Regions from separate parts of the Homo sapiens genome. Here region 2 is linked to region 1. Evidence: read pairs that join two places in POLR2A ChIA-PET (ENCODE). Cell type or tissue: GM12878. All regions are shown on one strand. Each heading gives the region's core, and the rest is flanking DNA. Links, peaks and the distances in the headings are about the cores only. Region 1 overlaps LOC124903530 (a long non-coding RNA gene). Region 2 has its middle 12 kb from the start of RPP25.

Evidence for each region. ChIA-PET counts read pairs that join two places held together with the same protein. Peaks named below come from ENCODE experiments on the same cell type or tissue, not always from the same donor. Only the 100,000 strongest peaks of a DNase experiment are listed, where the experiment ranks them.
Region 2: POLR2A ChIA-PET joins it to region 1 with 8 read pairs; 2 of 35 experiments call an interaction of 5 or more read pairs at or near these places.

The regions. Positions count from the first base shown.
Region 1 is chr15:75,133,599-75,137,990 of GRCh38, forward strand. All of the region lies in intron 1 of LOC124903530 (a long non-coding RNA gene), which reads left to right. Among named protein-coding and RNA genes, the nearest start is that of C15orf39, 66 kb to the right of the region's middle. In GM12878, for the core only: no CTCF peak of the experiment used is centred there; a DNase peak (open chromatin) is centred at 2,673; H3K27ac peaks cover 2,172 bases.
Region 2 is chr15:74,966,499-74,970,890 of GRCh38, forward strand. No RefSeq gene overlaps it. Among named protein-coding and RNA genes, the nearest start is that of RPP25, 12 kb to the left of the region's middle. In GM12878, for the core only: no CTCF peak of the experiment used is centred there; no DNase peak of the experiment used is centred there.

The DNA of each region.
Region 1 (4,392 bases), core at 326-4,325:
GAAACCCCGTCTCTACTAAAAATACACAAAATTAGCTGGGTGTGGTGGCACACGCTTGTAGTCCCAGCTACTTGGGAGGCTGAGGCAGGAGAATGGTGTGAACCCGGGAGGCGGAGCTTGCAGTGAGCCGAGATGGTGCCACTGCACTCCAGCCTGGGCAACAGAGCAAGACTCCATCTCAAAAAAAAAATTATATATATATATACACACAAAAAAATTAGTCAGGTGTGGTGGTGGTGTGTGCCAGTAGTCCCAGCTACACAGGAGGCTGAGACTGGAAAATCACTTAAGCCCAGGATGCGGAGGTTGCAGTGAGCCGAGATTGTGCCACTGCACCCCGGCCTGGGCAACAGAGTAAGACCCTGTCTCAAAAACAAAAAAAAAAAAAAGAAAGGAAATAACAACAATAAAGCAATTATATGTTAATATAAATGACAGTTTTGTAAAAAGTAACTATCCTTTCCAAAACAAAAACATTTAGTGAGAAAAATGACTTTGTTTTGCATTTTTGCAAATCTCTTTAATATCTGACTTAATTGAAAAATCTTCATTCTCATATCTGTTTCTGCATTCGATCTATCAGAATACATTGTTTTGGTTGGAGTATGTGAAGAAAATTCATGTCAGTAAGATATGTAGTTAGAAAAAAGAGACTTTAAATAGCCTTTTGTGGGTATTCTTTGATAGCACATCGACTGGACAAGCAGCAGTTTCTCAAAGCAATGTAGAATCTGAAACCATAGCAATGACATATTCATACTGTTACATTAAAACTCATTGTTCCGGCTGGGCGCCGTGGCTCATGCCTGTAATCCCAGCACCTTGGGAGGCTGAGGCCAGACGTATTACATGAGGCCAGGAGTTTGAGACTAGACAGGCCAACATGACAAAACCCCGCCTCTACTAAAAATACAAAAATTAGCTGGGTTTGGTGATGCACATCTCTAATTCTAGCTACTTGGGAAGCTGAGGCACAAGAATTGCTTGAACCCGGGAGGCAGAGGTTGCAGTGAACCGAGATTTTGCCACTGAACGTCAGCCTGGGTGACAGAGCAAGACTCTGTCTCAAACAACAAAACAAAACAAAAGCCATTGCTCTCTCTTGTCCCCCCACTTTTTTTTTTAAGACAGGGTTTCACTCTGTCACCCAGGCTAGGGTACAGTGGCTTGATCATAGCTCATTGCAACCTCAGACTCCTGAGCTCAAGCAATCCTCCTGTCTCAGCCTCCTTAGTAGCTGGAACTATAGGTGTGTGCCACCACACCTGGCTAATTTTTTATTTTTTAAAATAAAGATGGGGTCTTGCTATGTTGCCCAGGCCGGTCTCCAGCTCTTCGCCTCTAGTGATCCTCCCACCTCTACCTGCCAAAGTGTTGGGATTACAGGCATGAGCCACTATACTCAGCCCTGTCTTGTACCTTAAGTGAATCTTTTATGTGAGTGTAGTTCTGTAACATTATGCATTTGTCATTTGGAAAGTACTGATAGAGTTATGCAGATCATCCAATTTTTGACACATTTTGTTAGACAATATTGAAAAATCATGTGTGTTAATATCACTACTAATCTCATAAGAAAATTGTTTAAGTAAGGCTGGGCACGGTGACTCATGCCTGTAATCCCAGCACTTTGGGAGGCCGAGGTGGGTACATCACCTGAGGTCAGGAGTTCAAGACCAGCCTGGCCAACATGGTGAAACCCCATCTTTACTAAAAATACAAAAATTAGCCAGGTGTGGTGGCGTGTGCCTGTAATTCCAGTTACTCAGGAGGCTGAGGCAGGAGAATTGCTTGAACCCAGGAGGCAGAGGTTACAGTGAGCTGAGATTATGTCATTGCACTCCAGCCTGGGTGACAGAGCAAGACTCCATCTCACACAAAAAAAAAAAAAAGAAAAGAAAGGAAAAAAAAAGTGTTTAAGTACTTAGAAGCTTGTTAAGCTCACAATGGTGGATACACATTTTCCAAAATTCTAACTTTTGCTTGAAAGCTCAAATTTTATCATTGGCAACAAATGCTGTCAGTTGCTTTTATGGAGTGACAGTTTCACTTTATTTATTGTTAAGAAATGTCTGCTAAATACCAGTCGGAATAACCATAGTTTGTCAGTCTTTCAAGTAAAAATGGTGTTCTATGAAAAAAGCAGCTAGTTTGGCTGACAACTCAGACAATCACACAAGCGCTTTTCCTTAGAGAAGCCCATCATCCTTTGGTAAGCAGCAGAAGTGCTTTCTACATACTCCTCCTTTCATCACACAAAATATCAAGCATAGAAAGATATATACTGCTCACAGATTGAGAGTTAATAAAAGTATTTTTTACTGTTCCATCAAGGTCATTCATAAATGAAATGTTTTTAAATTGCAAATACATGGCAATGAAGAATACAATGCTAGCCTGGGCAACATACTGAGACACCGTCTCTACAAAAAATAAAAAAATAGCCGATGTGGTGGTACGTGCCTGTAGTTCCAGCTAATTGGAGGCTGAAGTGGGAGGATCGCTTGAGCCCAGGATGTCAAGGCTGCAGTGTCAGGGAGGAAAAACGTTTTGTCTGCACTCAGGTTCATTGATTAGAGGTCTGTGAATTAAACTGACAAAGGACAGAATAACAGGAGAAAAGGCACACAACTTTTATGAATATTTACCTGCATGAGAGTTCACAGAAAAGAACTGAAACTCAAAGAAGTCATTAGACATGGGGACTTACACAACATTTTAACAAAGGAAAGAGGGTTTGGGCATCAAGGGTGACAAATTGTGGGGAAGTGGCTAGGAAATATATGGGGGAACGAATGGACGATAGAGGTTATTTTAGTAAGGTCTGTTTATGCAAAATCATCTTGGTATTCACAAAGGGAAATTTATGCCCTGTTTTTTGCAGCTAAGAGGAAAGCAGAGAACTCATCCTGCAACTGTTGATTCCCAGTTGCATTCCACTCAAAATAGTTCTTCTGCCAAAGTGGCTTATTTTGGAGTGGCATATTTTGATCCTCTCAGGCACTACTGCCTTAACTTGTGTTGAAGCAATGACACGTTCACTCGCCATTGCTCTCAAGCAGTCAGTCAAATGATAACACATCATTTGAATGAAAAGGGCATAGAATGTCTGAGTATTACTATAAACATAGTTTTGACCTTGCAGATCTCTAAGTATCTTGGGGACCTCCAGGGTCCATAGGCCATACTTTGACAACACTGCTGTTCCGTATTGTATTACTTGTTTACTTACTTTAACCAACAAATAAATAATTTTTTCAGACAGGATCTTGCTCTGTTACCCAGACTGGTGTGCACTGGCATAATCATAACTCACTGCAGCCTTGACCTCCCGGGCTCCATTGATCCTCCTGCCTCAGCCTCCTGAGTAGCTGGGGCTACTGGTGCATGCCACCATGCCCAGCTAATTTTTGTATTTTTTGTAGAGTTGGGGTTTCACCATGTTGCCCAGGCTGATCAGAAATTCCTGGGCTCAAGTAATCCTCCCACCTGGCCTCCCAAAGTGTTCAGATTACAGGTGTGAGCCACCACACCCAAATAAACAATTTTAAAGCACCTCTTCCATGGCTCTCTACTGCTGAGTGTAAAGTACAGATGCCTTGGCCTAAGATCCAAAGCCTTAAGTGACTGGCCTTTGCCTCTTTGCCACTGGCATGTCCTCGCTCTTTATCCAAACACAGGTCAAGCCACAGAAGTTACTGGGATTCCCAGAACGTATTTGCATGCGTTTCTGTCCCTGCGTCCATCTCCATTTTCTCCCAAGCATTCTTTAAGCCCAAGTACCACAGTCAATCTCTCTGACTCCTCCAAGAAAAGGCCATTGCAGCCATGATTAGTGAAGGGCTGCAGATACACAAGTAAGGTGGGATGCACTGCAACTCACCTAGCATCCTCCCAGGGCTTACTCTGCCATAGGATCTCTGGTGCCAGACCTAAAAATGTGTGCGGAAGGAATGGAGGCAGGTGCTGGGGAGAGGGGAGGCCTGCCAGGAATTCTAGAATGCACCAAAAAAGGCCACTTCCTTCTGTTGCCAAGGTCCTGGGTCTCTATGCTTTAGGGCAAGGGTGTCTGGGGATGGTCCTTGTGAGGGGCAACTGGGGACCCTAGTGGGGCAGGCCTAGGGCTGCCAGATAAAATATAGAAAGCTTAGTTAAAATTAGATTTAAGATAACAAATACTCTTTTAGTATAAGTATATCCCAAATACTGCATAGAACCTCCTCATCCTAAAAAAAAATTCAATGTTTATCTGAAATTCAAATGTAATGGAGTCCTGTATTGTTGTTTGGTAAATCTGGCAATCCCGTGTAGGCCTTTGCTATTCAGCTCGCTGAGCAAAGTGGCCCCTCTTCACTTACCTTGCCACCTACCAGACCTGCCCAGACCTGGTCC
Region 2 (4,392 bases), core at 279-4,278, 170 kb before region 1:
TTAGAGACAAGGTCTCATTTTGTTGACCAGAGCTGGAGTGCACTGGTGCAGTCATAGCTCACTGCAGACCTGAACCCCTGGGCTCAAGGGATTCGCAGGCACATGCCATGTGGGCCAGTTTCAGGTTTTTAAATGTTGTCGACTGTTTCAGTTATCTATTGCTGAGTAACAAATCACCTTAAAATCACAAATCACCAGGCCAGGCGCGGTGGCTCACGCCTGCAATCCCAGCACTTTGGGAGGCTGAGGCGGGCGGATCACGAGGTCAGGAGATTGAGACCATCCTGGCTAACACGGTGAAACCCCGTCTCTACTAAAAATACAAAAAATTAGCCGGGCGTGGTGGTGGCCGGTGCCTGTAGTCCCAGCTACTCAGGAGGCTGAGGCAGGAGAATGGTGTGAACCCAGGAGGCGGAGCTTGCAGTGAGTGGAGATTGCGCCATTGCCCTCCAGCCTGGGCAACACAGCGAGACTCCCATCACACACACACACACACAAAAATCACACATCCCCTTAATTAGTGGCTAAAATAGCAATGATGTATTATTTATGTTTTTTTACTATTATATATTTTTTAAAAATAGAGATGGGCTGGGTGCAGTGGCTCACGCCTATAATCCCAGCACTTTGGGAGGCCGAGGAGGGTAGATCTCCTAAGGTCAGGAGTTCTAGACCAGCCTGGTCAACATAGTGGACCCTGTCTCTACTAAAAACACAAAATTAGCCAGGCATGGTGGTGGGCACCTGTAATCCCAGCTACTCGGGAGGCTGAGGCAGGAGAATTGCTTGAACCCAGGAGGCGGAAGTTCCAGTGAGCTGAGATCAGTGTAGCCTGGGCAGCAGAGCAAGACTCCATCTCACACAAAAAAAAGAGATGGGGTCTCACTATGTTGCCCAGGCTGGTCTTGAACTCCTGGGCTCAAGTGATCTGCTCACCTATGCCTCCCAAAGGGCTGAGATTATAGGCATGACGCACCATGTCCAGCCAATGATGTATTATTTCTAATGACTTCGTTTTGGCTGGGTTCAGCTGGGCAGTTAGTTCTTCTGCTCCACTTAATACTGGCTGTGGTCACTCACATGGCTTCATTCAGCTGGGAGCTTGACAGAGGTCAGAACACTCAAGATGGCTTCATTCATAAGTCTAGTGCCTCTGCTGGGGTGGCTGGAAGGCTGGGGGTGTTGGCTGGGCCTCTCTTTTCATGGACTCTAGCCTAAGCTTCTTTCTTGAGTGGCTTGATCCCAAAACAGTGAAAATGGGAGCTGTCAGGCTTTGTAAGGCCTAGACCTAGATGTCACACATTATCATGTCCTCTACATTCCATTGGTCAAACCAAGATACATGTCTAGACCAGATTCAAGGGATAAGGAAATAAACTGTACCTCTTGGTGAAAGGCCTGACATGTATATACAGGAATGGGAGGAACTGTTGACAGCCATCTCTGCAGACAATCTACCACATGAACTAACTCATGTGTTTTTGTTTTTTGTTTTTGAGATGGAGTCTCGCCCTGTCGCCTAGGTTGGAGTGCAATGGCACGATCTCGGCTCACTGCAACCTCCGCCTCCCAGGTTCAAGCGATTCTTCTTCCTCAGCCTCCCAAGGAGCTGAGATTGCAGGTGCCCGCCACCACGCCTGGCTAATTTTTTTTTTTTTTTTTTTTTTTTTTTTTTTTGAGACGGAGTCTCGCTCTGTCGCCCAGGCTGGAGTGCAGTGGTGGAGTCTTGGCTCACTGCAAGCTCCGCCTCCTGGGTTCACGCCATTCTCCTGCCTCAGCCTCCAGAGTAGCTGGAACTACAGGTGCCTGCCACCACGCCTGGCTAATTTTTTTTTGTATTTTTAGTAGAGATGGGGTTTCATCATGTTGGCCAGGCTGGTCTCAAACGCCTGACCTTGTGATCTGCTGGCCTCAGCCTCCCAAAGTGCTGGGATTACAGGCGTGAGACACTGCGCCTGGCCTAGCTCATGCTTTTAAATAACGTATCTGTAGCTCAGTTTAGCCCAAGGTTGCAACTTCCTTTTTTTTTTTTTTTGAGACAGAGTATCTCTCTGTCGCCAGCCTGGAGTGCAGTGACCTGATCTCAGCTCACTGCAACTTCCATCTCCTGGGTTCAAGCAATTCCCTGCCTCAGCCTCCCAAGTAGCTAGGATTACAGGCGCCCACCACCATGCCTGGCTAATTTTTGTATATATATATTTTTTAGTAGAGACGGGGTTTCACCATCTTGGCCAGGCTAGTCTTGAACTCCTGACCTTGTGATCCACCTGCCTCAGCCTCCCAAAGTGCTGGGATTACAGGCGTGAGCCACCACACCCAGCCTCCTTTTATTTTTTTAATTTAAATTTTATTTTTTTGAGACAGAATCTTGCTGTGACGCCCAGGCTGGAGTGTAGTGGAGCAATCAGGGCTCACTGCAAACTCTGCCTCCTGAGTTCAAGCAATTCTCCTGTCTCAGCCTCCCGAGTAACTGGGATTGCAAGTGCCCACCACCACACCAGCTAATTTTTTGTATTTTTTGTATTTTTTTTTTTTTTAGTAGAGTAGGGGTTTTACCATGTTGGCCAGGCTGGTCTCGAACTCCTGACCTCAGGAGATTTGCCCGCCTCGGCCTCCCAAAGTGCTGGGATTACAGGTGTGAGCCACCGTGCCCGGCCATGCCCAACTAATTTTTGTGTTTTGTTTGTAGAGACGGGGTTTTGCCATGTTGACCAGTCTGGTCACAAACTCCTGGCCTCAAGTGATCCACCCGCCTCAGCCTCCCAAAGTGTTGGGATTACAGGCATGAGTAACCATGCCCAGCACAACTTTTTTTTTTTTTTTTTAAGACAAGGTCTCACTGCTGTCACCCAGGCAGGTGTGCAGTGGCACTATCACAGCTCATTGCAGACTCAACCTCTCAGGCTCAGGTGATCCTCCCACCTCATTTTTAGATTTTTTTTTTTTTTTTTTGTAGGGATGGGGTCTTACTATGTTGCCCAGGCTGGTCTGGAACTCCTGGGCTCAAGCAATACTCCTGCCTCGGTCTCTTAAAGTGTTGGGATTACAGGCGTGAGCCACTGCTCTGGGCCAAGGTTGCAACTTCTACTTGAAACTTTCAGGGAATTCACCTGGAAATGCAGGGGCTTTTTTTTTTTTTTTTTTTTTTTTTTTTTTTTTGAGACAGAGTCTCACTTTGCTGCCCAGGCTGGAGTGCGGTGGTGCGATCTTGGCTCACTGAAACCTCTGCCTCCCAGGTTCAAGCGATTCTCCTGCCTCAGCCTCCCAAGTAGCTGGGACTATAGGTGTGCACCACCATGCCTGGCTAATTTTGTATTTTTAGTAGAGACGAGGTTTCACCATGTTGGCCAGGCTGGTCTCGACCTCTTGACCTCAGGTGATCCTACTTTGGGATTGTTTCCACCCATCAGCCTGAATCCCAAAGCTGCCTAGTTCCTAACCTGAAGGGAAGAAGGCCAGGTGATTGGCTGGGTGCAGTGACTCACACTTGTAATCCCAGCACTTTGGGAGGCCAAGGCAGGCGGATCACCTGAGGTCAGGAGTTCGAGACCAGCCTGGCCAACATGGCGAAACCCCCCATCTCTACTAATAATAATAAAAAAAATTAGCCAGAAAAGAAGACCAGGTGATTAATGAGATCTCTTTATTTTATTTTTAGAGGGAGTCTCACTTTGTCACCCAGGCTGGAGTGCAGTGGTGCAATCTCGGCTCACTGCAACCTCTGCCTCCTGGGTTCAACTGATTCTTCTGCCACAGCCTCCCTAGTAGCTGGGATTACAGGCACATGCCACCACAGCCTTTTAGTAGAGACAGGGTTTCCCCATGTTGGCCAGGCTGGTCTCAAACTTCTGACCTCAAGTGATCTGCCCTCCTCGGCCTCCCAAAGTGCTGGGAATACAGGCGTGAGCACCGCGCCTGGCCTATTTTATTTTATTTTATTTTTTTGAGACAGAGTCTTGCTCAGTTGCCCAGGCTGGAGTACAGTGGCATGATCTCAGCTCACTGCAACCTCCCTGGTTCAAGCAATTCCCCTGCCTCAGCTTCCCAAGTAGCTGGGATTACGGGCACATGCCGCCACGCGTGGCTACCTTTTTTGTATTTTTAGTAGAGACAGGGTTTCACCATGTTGGCCAGACTGGTCTTGAACTCCTGACCTCAAGTGATCTGCCCTCCTCTGCCTCCCAAAGTGCTGGGATTACAGGCGTGACCCACTACGCCCCGCCCATTTTATTTTTTGGAGACAGAGTCTCACTCTGTTGCCCACGCTGATGTGCAGTGGCACAATCATAGCTCACTGCAGCCTTGATTGCCTGGGCTCAAGGGATCCTCCTGACTCAGCCTCCTGAGTAACTGGGACTACAAATATGAGCCACCATGCTGGCTAATTTTTGA